Linked DNA regions of Mus musculus: region 2 is linked to region 1. Evidence: chromatin loops called from intact Hi-C (ENCODE). Cell type or tissue: left cerebral cortex. All regions are shown on one strand. Each heading gives the region's core, and the rest is flanking DNA. Links, peaks and the distances in the headings are about the cores only.

Region 1 (7,803 bases), core at 1,839-6,838:
GGTCAACGAGGTCAGGAAAACCTTACACAAGATTAGGGGAAATGTCCTAGTTTGTTTTCTATTGCCATGATAAAGATCAAAACCAAAATAACTTGTGGAGAAGGTGGTCTAAACTCTTAATCACAGTCCACCAGGAGCGAAGCCAAGGCACGAGCTAGAAGTAGTATTAAGCCCTGGAGGTAGGAACTGTCGTGGAGAGTAGAGAGGGATGCTGCTTACTGGCTTGCTCCTCATGGCTTGCTCACCTTACTTTCTTGTACCACCAGGACCACCTGCTCAGGGGTGCCACCACTCATCCATCAGTAATACACAGCACACTGTAACATCAGGACCACAGGAAACTATGGCCATTTTCTTCCATCAGTCAAATATCTGTAGCTACTTTTAAGAGCAGAGTTACTTTGTAAACATAATCTACATTAAGAATCAAGTTTCACTTTGACAAGTTGTGATGCAAAGGCAGGGAAGAGAATAGTGTGGTTGAGGGGTGTTGAGGTTTGGCCTTGCTGTCTATTGTAATGTTAAGTGCCGACCCCCAAGACCTGGAATCTTCATGTAGACCTGTGCCCCTTCTCCCAAGTTTTTTCTGATTGGTAAATAAAGATGCCAACAGCCAATATCTGGGCCAAAAGGTGGAGCTTAGGTTTCTCAGGCTTGGGGTCGGAGGAGAATGATGCCAAGGAAGAAGGTGTAGGAGGAAGAGAAGCCGCCAAGGGTTAGGTGAGCCATAATACCATGACCCTAGGGCTGACCAATTGGGCTTAAGAGCAGCCCAAATAAAACATAGTTAAGAAATACGAGATTACAGAGCAGCGAAAGGCTGATCAGAAAGCTGTGGACTCGCAGATTTTGTCAAAGATTAAAGGTGTTCCTCAGCTCCAGGGCTACCTGCGATCTCAGTTTTCCCTGACAAACAGGATGTATCCTCACAAACTGGTCTTCTAAATTGTTAACCTAATTAAACAGCTTCATATGTTCAAAAAAAAAAAAAAAAAAAAGAATCAAGTTTCCCAGAACCCCAAAGCTGACCAAATGCTGATAATTACATTTCTGTATCTGTAACTATAAACAATATTTACACAGGGCAGTAGATTTTCAAGGCCATTTCCATCACTGATAAAGTGGGGGGCATTTGCAAAAGTCCTATTAAAATGTGGCTATTACTGAAAGCAAAGAATTTTCTCCTTAAAAATGTGAGGCTAAATTTTAACAAAAACGTCTTGACTCCTCATACAAAAAAGGTGTATGTGATTTGCACATGTGATTTAGAGGCTAAAAGTATTAAAATACGTGGGCAATTGTCTGGGAGTAGAGGCTGGTTAACTGGGCAGCAAGAATAGGGATCTCCTTGGGTAGGGAGTGAAGTAGGTATAGCCAGAGGCCATGCTGTAGGGATTGCAACTGTCTTAGGGTTTTACTGCTGTGGATACCATGACCAAGGCAACTATTAGAAGGACAACATTTAATTGGGGCTGGTTTACAGGTTCAGAAGTTCAGTCCATTGTCATCAAGGCAGGAGCATAGCAGCATTTGGGCAGACATGGTACAGGAGGAGCTGAAAGTTCTACATCTTCATCTGAAGGCTGCTAGCAGAATACTGACTTCCAGGTAGCTAGGACAAGGGTATTAAAGTCCACACCCACAGGGCTATGCCTACTCCAAAAAGCCACACCTACTTGAACAGGGCCACACCTTCTAATAGTGCCACTCCCTGGGTTGAGCATATACAAACCATCACAGTAACCATTTGAGAAGTAAGCAAGTGGCCACTGATTGGTACTGAAAGCCACAGCAGGTAGTTGGCCAAGTAGCATAGCACACAGGGCGATATGGAGCTGGAATCAATGAGGGTATATATGTTCTGCATATGGTTGCAATGCCTCACAAAACTTTGCCTTGGACTTGGACTTTTGTCTTTATTATGGAGATGTAGGAGCTGATGGGACCTCTCACTGGTAGTGCATCATGGGAAACACTTAGGTGACTGACTATACACTTAGGTGACTATACACTTAGGTGACTATACACTTAGGTGACTATACACTTAGGTGACTATACACTTAGGTGACTATACACCCTGCCTTTGGAAAGAATATTGGCTTTGGGAGTGAGCGGTATAAAAACCTGAGCTGGCTTTTGAGTCTCCTTCTGTTTTCTCACTCAGTGATGGATTTGTTCCCAGTATGCTTCTGCTATGGTGTGATGTCACAAGTCCCTCGCCTGATCCAACGGACTCTCTGATCTTAGACTCAATCCTCAGTTGTAAACTCTTTTATTTAGCCTGCCTCAGGCTCTCTGTTATAAACAATGCGATATTAACCATATTGGGGTTTGGGTTTTTTTTTCTGTTTTTGTCATGAACAAAAACAACTTAAGGGTAAAGGGCTGATCTTAGCTCCCACTCCGTCATTGTGGGGGATGTGACAGCAGCTGGATATGAAGCAGCTGGTCACTTTAGAGGAGATCTCTGAATGCCTGCTGGTGTTCAGCTTATGTTCTCCACTTACATAAGCCCAGATATTGCCCACTATTAATATGGGTTGTCTTAGTCAGGATTTCTATTCCTGCACACACACACACACACAAATCATGACCAAGTTGGGGAGGAAAGGGTTTATTCAGCTTACATTTTCCACATTGCTGTTCATCATCAAAGGAAGTCAGAACTGGAACTCAAGCAGGTCAAGAAGCAGGAGCTGATGCAGAGGCCATGGAGCAATGTTACTTACTGGCTTGCTTGCTGCCCCTGGCTTGCTCAGCTTGTTTTCTTATAGAACCCAGAACTATCAGCCCAGGGATGGCACCACCCACAATGGGCCCTCCCACCTTCATCACTAATTGAGAAAATGCCTTACAGCTGGATCTCATGGAGGCATTTCCTCAAGGGAGGCTCCTTTCTCTGTGACAACTCCAGCTTGAATCAAGCTGACACTCAAAACCACCCAGTACATGGGTCTTTACATATTAGGTAATGTAATCAAGATGACCCCCATAGGTCTATTCAGAGACCCATTTCCCAGGTAATCCTAAATTCTGTCCAGTTGATGATTGTCGCTAACCATCATATTGGCCAATACAGTAGAGATAAAGGTGTGGTCCCTGGGAAGTAACAGAGCAGCTTGTGAGGCAGGGGTGGCACTTGGGGGCCACTGTCCCTGGCACTGAAGACAAGGTGAAGCAAAGGAATAAGGAAGAAGAGCAGAAGGGCCCTGACTGATGGGCACTCTGGTAACTGAGACACCTTCAGCAGGTGACTTCTCTCACTCCCCAGAACAATCATGCAAAGTGGGGATTATCCCATCATATAGGAGAGAACACTGAAATCCAAAGACACCATCTAGCTTTATCCAAATCACAATGGTTACAACCAGAGCAGCCAGAACTTGAACTCAGGACAATTTGACTCCAAAGATACTGGCACTGTAGTCCCATGGGCCGCTGTTATAATTACAATTTATTTAATGCCAAATCTCTGAGAACACAGGCCCCTTCCCCCACCCCCACCCCCGTGCATTCCCCTTCTGTTCCCCTCTAATGGATAAAGTGGGAAATGGTTACACCTATCTATGAATCCTACTTCAAGGAAGACAAGAAGAAAGCAGAGTACTGGATGAGCAGGCCAGAGCACACAGCCTCAGATGAGGTCCAACAGCCTCAGAGGGACCCACAGAGGAAGGCATTGAGCCAAGAGAAGAGACTGTAACACGAAAGAATGGAACAGAATCAGGGGGTTTGATGAAACCAGGTTAACCAGTGTGAAGGTTAATTAATACTGTTAACTTGACTGGGACTAGAACCACATAGGAGACAGATCTCTGGGTATATCATCTGTGAAGTAACTTCTAGATTAGGATAACTGAGGTGGAAAAAAACACCCTAAATGGGCTGCAGTCCTAGATTGAATAAATGGGAGGGGGCACCAGCTACTTCTCCCTCCCTGTCCCTCTTCTCTCTCTCCCCAATCCCCCAGTACTCTCACATTCTCGATCTCCCTTCCCCTCCCCACTTTCTTCTTTCTGACCTCTCATGCTCCCGCCTCCATGTCTTCCCCGCCATGGTGATCTTTATCCCGAGAATTGTACACTGAAGTAAAGCGTTCTTCTTTTAAAGTGATTCTTGCCAGGTAAGTCCAAACAAGTAGCTAACACATTCCTTGAATTGGTCATAGCATCCCAGGGCCTCTCCCAACACACAGCAAACTGTGAGCTCTGATAGGGACCAGCCCGAGGCACTAAGAATCAGGAAGAGGACAGTCAGTATAGATGGTCTTTGTATCAACAGCCACTGATATTCTCTTGATTTCACATACTAAGAAACACAAAAGCAATGTAATTTTTTTATCTTAAAATGTTTCTAACAAACATATTTGACATAATTACAGAACATACATATTTTAAATATAAAGGCTAGTTTGTCATATACTGTTTTCCAGTTTGATAATAGTTGATAGGTTGAGTATTATCCCAGGTGACATATTCTTCAAATTAGGACTGAAGTCAATTTGGTTTCAGAGCACCACCTGGTGGATTAATTACCAACAACCATCCAGAAATAAAGTGAATCAAGAGATCTCATGGCCATTAAAGGACTAATAAAGGAGTATGATCAACAACTTAATATTCACAGATGAAAAATACATCTGTGTTTCTACATGCAAGTGCTCTTGCGTCTGCGTGTACCGCAACCTGCATGTGAAAGTCCAAGGACAATTTGTACATGTCTCTTCTCTCTACCGTGTGGATCTGAAGAACTGGACCCAGATCTTCAGACCTGGTGGCAAACACCTTTAATCTACTCTGCCCACTATCTACAACTTCAATAGATGGAAAGAACCTTAAGTACATACTTTTGATAATTCACTCAAGAAGACATCAAATCTGAATAAACCCAAGTCTGCAAGAGAACAGATTTAAACTAATCAGTTATCAATAACCTTCCAAACACACACACACACACTCACATACACAAAGACATACACACATACACACAGAGAAACACACATATACACACACATATATACTCATGCACATACATGTACACACAGACACACACATACATACATAACACTCAGACACATATCACAACACACATACACACACAAATACACATGCACATACAGACACAGAGATACATACACACACACCACACAGAGACACACACACCATGCACATACACACAAACACACACATACACACACCTCAAACAGATATATACACACTACAACACAGAGAGACACACAACATATACACACATCACACACATACATACACATACCACACACATACAGAGACACACATATAAACACACAGACACATGTTCGCATGCACACACAGCAGACTCAGGGTTTGCTGGTGAATTCTAGAAAGCATTTAAGGAAGAACTCTAACCTCCTCTGAGCTGAAGGGAGTACCCTCAGCCTCTACATTCCCAGGTTCCACATCTGCAGATTCAACCAATCACTAATTTAAAATACTTGAGAAAAGTTCATGGTACCAAACACAGGGGCTCCTTTTACTCAACTCACTGCTACTTCCTAAACGATTCAGTGTAGTGACTCTTTGCATGCTGTTATACACTGTTAACTATGCTGTATAGCATTTATATTGTACTAAGTATTATAAGTAATCCAGAGACAATCTAAAGCATCAAAGAGGATATATAAAGGCTATCTGAAAATTCTGTGTCATTCTACATGAGAGACATGAGCACACACAGATTCTGGTATCATGGGGAAGGGTCCTAGAGCCCAGGGTTCCATGAACAACAGTAGTTTCTAATATCAAGACCAGACAACACAATACAAAAACTGTGCTTTGGTTTGAATGTTTGTGTCTCCCCAAATTTACATGTCAAAAGCTAGTCCCACTGTTACATGTTTAAGGGGAGACCTTTGGTAAACAAGTAGGTCATGAAGGCAGAGCCTCTTGGATGGACTGGGATCCTTAGGAAAAATGCCCAAGGGAGTTTAATTCCTAGTCTTCACTTCAGAACAAAAGGTGCTATGTATGGACCAGGAAACGGTGATCATTAGATGGTGACTCTGTTGCCAGCACGAGCTTAGGTTCCATATATCCCAGAGCTCTGAAAAAGAAACACCTGTCGTTTGCTAACTACCTATGTCATAATATTTTGCTACAGCAGGCCAAAATGGCAGAAAAGTGAAACTACAGACTAACATCACTCAAAAGCATTGTGCAGAAATCCTGAACAAATATCAGCAAATTAACCCAAGCAGTGTATAAAAGCCCTACACACTCTTCCAAGTGGGACTTATCCCGGGCGTGCAAATCAGGCTCAACGCTTGAAAACCGGTTAACACAACTCAGCATCTCAATAGACTAAAGAAGAAAAGTCACAATCAATAAATTATTATTACAAATAAATTAATTAATTAAAACATGTAAAAATACATTACCTATTCACAATAAGAAAAAGATTTCCCAATAAACTGAGAATAGAGAACAGAGGGGACCATTTATAGAAACCCATAACTGACTTACACTTTTTAAATTTTACCTAGTCTTTTAAAAAAGATATATTTACTCATGTATTTTATGTATGTAAGTGCTCTCTCTTCATGCACATCAGAAGGGGGAATCAGATCCTATAATTGATGGTTGTGAGCCACCACGTGGTTGCTGGGAATTGAACCCAGGACCTCTTGGAAGAACATTCAAGTGCTCTTAACCACAGAGCCCCCTCTCTAGCTCCCCAGCTGACTCACATTTAATGATGAGAAACTTGAAGCTGGTCTTCTAAAATCAAGAATCAGATAAAGATATTCCCTCTTAACATAGTACTGGGAGTTTGAGCTAATGCAATCAGACTAGAAAAATAAACGCTGAGCAAATGCTTACTGTGAAGGAAGAAATAACACTGGCTTTGTCCATGGAAAATGTGAGCTTTGTATGAGTCAGCGTGCATTACTAAATGAGATGCATGGGGAGACAGCTTCCTTTATTAAGAGAAAAGGTTTATTTAGTTTGCAACTTTGGGTGTTCGAGGGCAATGCGCTTGTATTGGTTCAGAATTGGTGAGGCTTGCGTGGGGCTTCTATGGTTGGGAACACGGGGTAGGGCAAGCAGTTACATCTTGAGCCAGGACTGGGGAGAGAGGAAGGCTGACACCTCACAGTGTCTTCTACAATGTCCCCAGACCTAAGGACAATAACCCCTTGCCCTTGACCTAAGGACATGCTCTGGGCTCTGCTCCTCAAAGGTTCCACAGAATTTCCCAACACTACCATCCAGGGAACCAAGCTTTTCAAACATGCTCACAGTTAACTAATATCCAAACCATAGATATCTTTTACCTAAAGATAAAATTTTTGACCTAAAGAAAAAAATCTAAAGAACCAACTGAAAACCTGACGTAACCAATAAGCATTTATGATGTAACCATAAGCATTTATAGCAAGATGGTATGATGCAAAGTTAACAGTGTAAAAGTCAGTCACTTTGCCAGAAACCAGGAGTGAATAGGTGAAAAACGTCACTTCAAACATAGTACCATTCACATTAGCACCTCTCAAAATGAAATTATTTGGTATAAAGATAACAAAGTATTATAAGCTAATACGAAGAAAGCTTTCACAACTGATGAAAATAACAAAGAATAACGTGGATGGAAAGATAAATGTGTGTCCACACTGCTGAACACACATGCTATTTCTTTTCAGAACTGTTAGCTGTCCATGAGTTTCAAAAATGTCTCAGAAATAATTGCTCACTGTGAAGTAATTTCCAGGACTCAGCTTTCCACACACTCTAAAGTAGTTTTAATGCCAGCAGTGGGTGTGGCTTT
Region 2 (7,803 bases), core at 1,031-6,030, 110 kb before region 1:
TGTCCACCCCTTGATTCCAGTACTCACAATATAAAAATAAAAGTGATTTTGCCAAAAAAATTAATATTTAAAATACAGGGGGTTTGTCATTGTTGTTGTTTAAAAAAAAAATCCTTTAGAGGCTGGAAAGATGGCTCAATGGTTAAAAGCACTGGTTGCTCTTTCAGAGGACCCAGATTCAATTCCCAATACTCACATGGCAACTTAAAACCATCTGTAACTCCAGTCCCAGGGTATCTGATATTCTTCTGGCCTCCACCCCCAACCCCATACACACAATACAGTATACAAAAATACATGCAAGCAAAACATCCATACAAACAAAATAGAATTTTAAAGTAAATAGTCCTTTTAAAAAATCGAAAGCAATAATAAAAACTCACTCTTTATCAATGACTTCTTTTTGTAGATAGGGCAAACTTAAAATTATAAGCAGAATTATTTCTTCATGAATTATACAACAAAAGTGATAACTCAAAATTAAAATTGTCAGTATAGATTATTTAGGTAATTTAACATTTTCAGAGTAACTCATACAGAAAGCAGAATTTCGTTATCTACTTAATTCATAGAAATTACATATATCAGGGTTATTAAAAATGGTTGTAAAGCAACTTATAAATGCCATTATGTAATTAAGCCAATTAGTAAGTATTAAACTGTTCTTACACTTGAAAGTGTTAGATGAGTAATTTTTTACAACTCTACCAGCAATTGAGCTCAGAAAAGAAAAACTGCAGTGTTAGTGATATGCTATCGACAAGGCAATTACATTTCCAAAGGGAAGCTTCATGGATCTGCAAGTACTGAAATAGTCACAGAACAGTTTGGCTATAAAATGTGAAACTTTTATAAATAATTTGCTCCCTGCAAACATTCAGAGCAAATAAATACTTTAGCTGACCCAGCAGCATAAGGAAAGGTACGGAGAGGGGGCATTTCATGTGGTGCTGAGAAGACAGTGAGACAGGAAGAGACCGACCACCTTCTTCTATAGTAACAATACCTGTCTGACATGGCTGAGCATGGACAACAGTTCACTGGCAAACTATACTTCATTCCATATTTCTAACAATCTTGAAATCAACACGTAACTAGTTTATAATGATCAAATAAAGAGGCTCTTCGTGGCGGAAAGCATCTATGCAGTAGATCCATGTCCACAGCATTCATCTCTGAGGTGCCTGCTGTCAGATGGCAGCTGGCTCCTTCAGATGCCAGCCTGAGCTCTCTGGTTCTTCTCTTCTTTCCTTTTGTAACTAGTTACAAGGCTAAGATTCACCCTCAGGGGCCCATTCTTGAAACCCTACAATTAGGCCCTTAAGAGTCCTATATAAAAATGTTAAAATCTAAGTCTCTAGGCTGAATTCACATCAGTTTGAACTCCCTCCAAACTGCAAATGCTTCTATATCAACTAGCCCTTCAATAGCTGTAGAGGTAAGGGGTAGAGAGGTTATTCCCTAAGATTACTATCACACGTTAAAACTTTCTGACATACTCCAAGTCCTTTCTACCCTGGGGGGTGGGGTGGGGTGTGATTTACAGTGCAGGCAAACAGACAGAACAATCATTCAGGAACCCAGTAACTGGCTAAGCATAACCCTAGCACTCAAACGGCTGAGCAATACTTCCACCATGGGCCAGTCTGACTACATACTAATAAGACTTCCCAACACAATACCCTCCTCCAAAAACCTTACCATAAAAAAAAAAATCAATTAAGGCTAAAGCAGATATATTCATAAATTCACAGAAATAGATACAGAAAGCTAGTCATCCAATTGATAACAGTTATTTCTGAAGAAAGACATGAGGTAGAAATAGATAGAAATGTATATCCAGTGTTGTGGCAAATACCTGTGATTCTAGTCCTCAGGAAGCTGAGGCAGGAGGATTATCATGAGTTCAAGGCCAGTCTAGACTACACAGTAATTTCCATAACAGCCTGGGTTACTACACTAAGAGATTCTATCTTAACAACAAAAACAGAAGACAGCCTTCACTTACAGGATTCATACGTTAAAAGATTAGAAAAGAGCTACATACATGATATTCAAGTGAAAACTAAATGCCACTTTGCACTAGAGTGACTGTCATATATCTGCCTCAAACAGAAACAGCACAAACATCCTGGCCTACCAAATAAAAAAATACTGGTGCCCATGCAACTAGTCCCCATGGAATATTATTGTCACTAGAGGGAGTTTTTGAGTATTCCCTCCCTAAAATTGCATCCACTCTCACACAACACCCTTTCAACCTTAACCTTGCTGTCAAAATTACGCCTGCCAGCAGAACTAGACACATCATTAATATATGTTTACACAATCTGTTATCACAAATGGTTAGGTTTCTTGCATTTAATTCTGAATTCTGTTTTCCTTAAGAAATAATCACATACACAACACATGTACATACTCACACATATATACTCACACATATATACTCACAGACACTCTGACACACACACACACACACTCAAATACACATACATATATTTATATTTCACTGGGGTTCATGTCTGACTTCCTTGAAGAAAATAATAGCTTCCCACAAGAAAAGTCACTCAGCTAAATAAACTGGTTTATTATTATTGTAAACAGAATGTAAACATTGAGGTAGGGATCGACGAAAGGAAAAAAAAACTATAAAACTATAGTTTTTAAAAATATAAAAAGGAGGCACTATACTACCAAAGAAGCGCATTCCAACTTTAACGCCAAATGCAGTCATCAAGGGTTAGCAAGTTTTGAATTTGCCTGTGATTTCAGCATCGTAAAATGTAAACAACAATCAAGTTCACCTAAACTTTCTCCAGTTTACTTTTCAAATATTAAGAGAAAAAAATAGAGAATGATCAAAATTCCCTATAAAACCTGTTTATAAATCCATAAAACATTAAAAGAATAAGACTATAAGCACATAAAGCATTTCATTTTCCACCCTTTCCCATAACTATTGGTTTTCTAGTATTTATTCTAGGACTTCCTCATATTGACGAGCAACACAGGCTATATGTAGTCTATATGTGTACACACACACACACACACACACACATATATATATATACACACACACACACACACACACGCACAAATATGGACATATAGATTATATATAGTTACACATACAACAGGACACAATTCAGCTTTCTTTCACTATATGACAATTTTTTGTGTCCTTTTTTTCACAGGTGATCCTGCCAGTTCTTCAAGCTAACCTAGGCACATGTTTCTTTCTCCTAAGATTTTAAAACAAACCAGATTTCAAGTGTTCTGTGGGACTCAGAGACAGTCACGAATTAAGTTACAGCCTATTCATTTTTTTTCAATCAGATATGAATGGGGATGGTCTGTAATTTTCTCTAGTCGCTTTTAAAACTACAACAATGCAATCAAGGGAAATTACCTTGCTGGTGATTTTGGGAATCGTTGCCCTAGTCCAATCAACAACGCCTGTAAAAGTTTCTTCTTGTGCTTTTCTTTCACTGCAATAGAAAACACCAGAGTCTGTTGTTTTTAAAGCATCTAGAAAGGCTTCATGCAGTGTGTGGTTCGGCATTGCAATATCAAAACACCACGGCCTGATCTGTCATCTGTCAGGTCAGAGGCCAAAGCTCTTCCTTCATCTTTCAGGATTCTGCTGACTACCTCGGACTTCCACAGCGGCAGAAAACACCCCACAAAGATACAAACTTCGTGGCGCTACTCCCGGTACCGGGACAGCCAGGACCACATCCAGGACGGCCAGCCCCACAGGCAGAGCGCGGCCCGGCGCGGCGCACGCGACTCGAGTCGGACACCCGGGGCCCAGAGCAGCCCGCGGCCCGAGCCCCGGAACCAGGACCATTAACGGAACCAGCCCTGGGCGGCGGCGGCCGCCGCTCGGACTGCGGATCCCGGCGCGCGCCGGCCGCCGCGAGGGCGGGGGCTCCGCGGAGGAGCTGGCCGCCCCAGCGCCCCATTGGGCGCCGCTCCAAACGTGCCCGAGTGGTGACAGGAATAAAGTGGGTCACAAGGCCTAGCGGGTCCCGGGCGCGAGCGCTCTCGGCGGCCGACTCGGCCTGCCCCGCGCTAACCCCGCGCCCAGTCTCAAGCGCGACGCGGCCCCGGAACCCCCGGGGCCCGCGGGACCCACCGCGCCCCCCTGCCCTGCAGGTAACCCCCAGCGGCCCCGGGACACTTGGCGCAGGCCCGGCTGAGCGCGACTCTCCAGAGCTCCGCGCTCTCCGCGTCCCCGGACCCCGGCCGCAGCTCCTGCCTCCCGGCCTGGCCCGCACCCCCTTGGCGCCCCGCGCCCTGTTCCCTGCCCCGGTCCCACACACTGCCCCCCGCGCCCTCCCGCGTCCTCACCGTGCCTGAGGCTCCGGCTTCCTCCCTCCCCCGCCCGGGACTCTGCCCGCGGCGGCTCGCGACAGCCGAGCGGCGACAGCCGGGACACGCCACGGCTCCGGGAGCCGGCAGCACCAGGGGCGGCGAGTGCGCGCCCCCGACCCACCCCTCAAAATTCACCGCTACCGCCGCGCTCCTCCCCCTCCCGGCCTTCCCCTCCTCCACGGAACCCGGGAGCACGCATGCGCCACCCAGGCCAGCCGCCCGCCGCGCGCCGGGCCGAGGCCCACCCGGTGGGGCGCACTCACCGGGAGCGCGTGCGCGGCGGCGGCCAGATTTCCTTCGCGCTCTCGCCGTCCGGGGTTTCCTCTCTCCAGCCGGTAGCCGCCAGCCGAGTCCGTGATTGCGCTGCCTCCCGGCGCATGCGTCGTGGGCGCGGGGCTCCGCGGCCGGCCAGGCTCTGCACTCGCCCCTCCCCTCGCGGCCGCCTTCCCTCAGCGCGCCGGGCGCGCATGCGACTTTCCCCGTTAGGCAGCCCCGAAGCCGCGCCTGGGGATCCCGGGCACCCGAGGAAATCCCACTCTTGCAGGCCGGCGTGAGCTCGTTCCACGGCCGCCGAGGGAAGCCGGGATGCCCCGAGGCCCCCTTCCCTTCGCAGGCCGGGAGGCGGGGCCTAGCGGAGGGTGCGGCCGCCCGCAGCGCCCTGGGCGGCTCGCGGTTCCCCGGGATGCGGCGCTCCCAACCAGTGGGAGCCGCCGCCTGGAATGGTGCCTCTGTCCCCGGGAAAGCAGAGAGCTTGGCCTACGCCAAGTTAGACTTCTCCAGCCCAGTGCTCGGTTTCCTCTCCTGGAGGTTCGTGGGATGCCTGGGACTCGGTTTCCCGGCTCCTAGAGACACGCTAGGCTGGCTGCTCCCCGAGATGGACCTGGACGACCCAAGTGACCTCGGCTGTAGCCAGGGAAGCAAAAGGTCGGGATGTGTTTGCTCCTTTTATGAAAAGGCAGGAGGCACTGCAAAAGATGAGCATGGCGCTACGGATGAACCAGGACCCTAGTTTACACTGGTTTCTTAGCTACTGCACCCGAATTACTGGGAAAGAAGCTAATTCATAGCAATTTCTTTTAAAAATCAACTCGTACAGCAAACAGAAGGCAATAAATAAACCTATACTCTTTAGCTCCAAAAATCCTGTCTACAAGGTAATGTTTGTCTCAATAAGAATTAAGTTCTTGGTGTATATTCAGGAAAGAAAAAAAAAAAAAACCAACTTCAAAACTAGGAATTAGCTGCGATCCCCCCCCCCCCCCCCCAGCAATGTGAACTAGGAGGAGAATCCTCAAATTCCTGGCTACGTAGCCAGAACCCTGCCAGGAGAATCTTTCCTTGGCAGTCTTTGTACCGTTTCGCCATCGAAAGGCACAGTTTCTGCTGTCCTAATCCATCTGCTGCTCGCTTAGGTTCACGTCCTTTGAACCCACCCATTCTCCACTCTGTCCTTGTGGTCCAGGCAGGACACTGTGGAGGAGGAAACCTTGGGTTCTCTGTCTCAGGCTGGCAATTACTGCCAAGAAGATTGTTTCCCAGTGAACCTGATACTGAAAGAAAATAATCTTTTCTTGTGTGACTAATGAAAGAGCAGGCACCACGAAGGGAAAAACCAGAAAACAGATTAAAACATGGTGATATAGCCTAGATGCATGAGCGCTGAAATCGATGTGGGCTAGATTCCTTTGGAAAGTTCAGTTAAAGTAATCAATAAACTCGTGAATGTGTTTGTTTTATTGCTTAAAACCAATAAGAGCTTTTCTGCCATCTACAAGTTAGTGTCTTGATCACTGGTAGTAAAAAAGGGGCAGGAGGTAAGGGTACTGAGGCTGGTAAATAGGTTGCAGCCAAATGAATTTGAATGCTTTCCCTGGGTCAAATGTTTTGGCTTTATTCATTCTCTTTTTCTATTATAGTTCCTCTAGTGTGTGTATACACACTATATACATATATAATATATATACATATATATATATATATATATATCAAAATGACCTTTGCCCCCTTTAATGGTTTCATTGTCCTCTTAGTCACCTGTGACTCCTCCCTCGCTCACATTCTCTGTTTAATTATTTACCAAGACCTGTTGATAATCCCTTGATTTTCTGCTCAGTCCTCTGTCACTGTCTGACTATTTCCCACGGTTCAGTTTACGACTTTTCCCTCATTTAAAAAAAAAAAGTTTTTTTTAATTTCCCAACTTTAACACTGTGTTTCCAGTAAACAAAAGTTTTGCCTCATAGTTTCATAAATCCTAAATCTAGGTTCCCAATTCTAAACCATGGCCTTAAACACCATGTGCCTTGTTGTCATTTAAACTAAGTGTTTCCGGTTCTCTTTTCAACTGTCTTTTCATCAAGTTATTCATCTGTGAAATGATGTAACTTCAAGTTATTCATCTGTAAAAAAAAAAAAAATGTAAACTGCAGATAATAGTCTCAGTTCATAGAGCAATTGAGAGGCACTAGGTATTGACACTACCTGCTAAGTAAATCCCATCTCAAGTGTTGGCCACTTTCAGTTTTGAAATTAAAATATAATTCTATCATTTTCCCCTCCCCTTTTCTCCCTCCATTCCTTCCCAACCATTCACCTTGCTCTCCCTCAAACTCGTGGCCTCTATTTCTCTAATTGGTGCACATGTATTCCCAAATATATATATATATATACAGCCCACTTGGTTTGTATAATGCCACTTGATATTGGATAACCAATTAAGGGCTCTTCTCTGGGGTAGACTTTTTCCTGATTTTAGCATTCCTTAGTTGCCTGTAGTTTTGTATCAAAGGTTTACCCCTTCCTTGTTAGCATGTCTCATTGGTGTCTTCCTTGTTCGGGTCTTATTTAGGCAGCCATATTGTTGAGACTTCATGGGTGGAGCTTCTCTGTCATTTGTAGAAGACACAGTGTCACAGCAAACTTCCCTCTGTGTCTTCTTCTCTCTGCCTCTTGACTCACTATGTTCCTGAGCCTTAGGTACAGGATCTGTGTTCTAGCTGAACAACACAGTCACCTGTCCTCTGCATTTTGATGTGGTTTTCTGAAATGGCCTCTGTATGTTTAGAAAAAGTTTCTTTGATGAAGGGTGAGACTTACACTTATCTGTGGGTATAAGGATTAATATTTAGAATGTAGTTAGAAATTGCTGGATTAGTAATATGGCAGTTGTAGGTTCTCCTTCAAGTTCCATGACAGCACCAGCACCAGATAGTTGGCCAGGTTTCCAATACCAGGAATGATTTCCTTCTTGTGTGGGCCTCAAGCCCAATTAAGGAGCTACAGTGCTGTTGGGGTTCAGCCACTGTATATCTGTATGTGTACCACGATTGCATTCAGAATGGTATTGTTTAGCAACTTTTTTTGTTTGTTTGTTTTTTTCCAGACAGGGTTTCTCTGTGTAGCCCTGGCTGTCCTGGAACTCACTTT

The links. A loop is a pair of places that touch in the nucleus more often than their neighbours do. Peaks named below come from ENCODE experiments on the same cell type or tissue, not always from the same donor. Only the 100,000 strongest peaks of a DNase experiment are listed, where the experiment ranks them.
Region 2: a loop joins it to region 1, with 3 times the contacts of the local background. A loop is called at or near these places in 9 of 42 quality-filtered maps.

Annotation. Positions count from the first base shown.
Region 1 is chr5:76,409,563-76,417,365 of GRCm38, forward strand. No RefSeq gene overlaps it. Among named protein-coding and RNA genes, the nearest start is that of Nmu, 50 kb to the left of the region's middle. In left cerebral cortex, for the core only: a CTCF peak has its summit at 4,514 (motif pointing left); a DNase peak (open chromatin) is centred at 4,534.
Region 2 is chr5:76,300,015-76,307,817 of GRCm38, forward strand. Clock (circadian locomotor output cycles kaput) reads right to left here and starts at 4,778. Exons shown (of 23, transcript NM_001289826.1): 1 at 4,641-4,778; 2 at 3,410-3,488. Gm7467 (predicted gene 7467) reads left to right here and starts at 4,862. Exons shown (of 1, transcript NR_152171.1): 1 at 4,862-5,513. In left cerebral cortex, for the core only: a CTCF peak has its summit at 2,186; DNase peaks (open chromatin) are centred at 2,153, 3,697, 3,966 and 4,809; H3K4me3 peaks cover 2,887 bases; H3K27ac peaks cover 2,076 bases.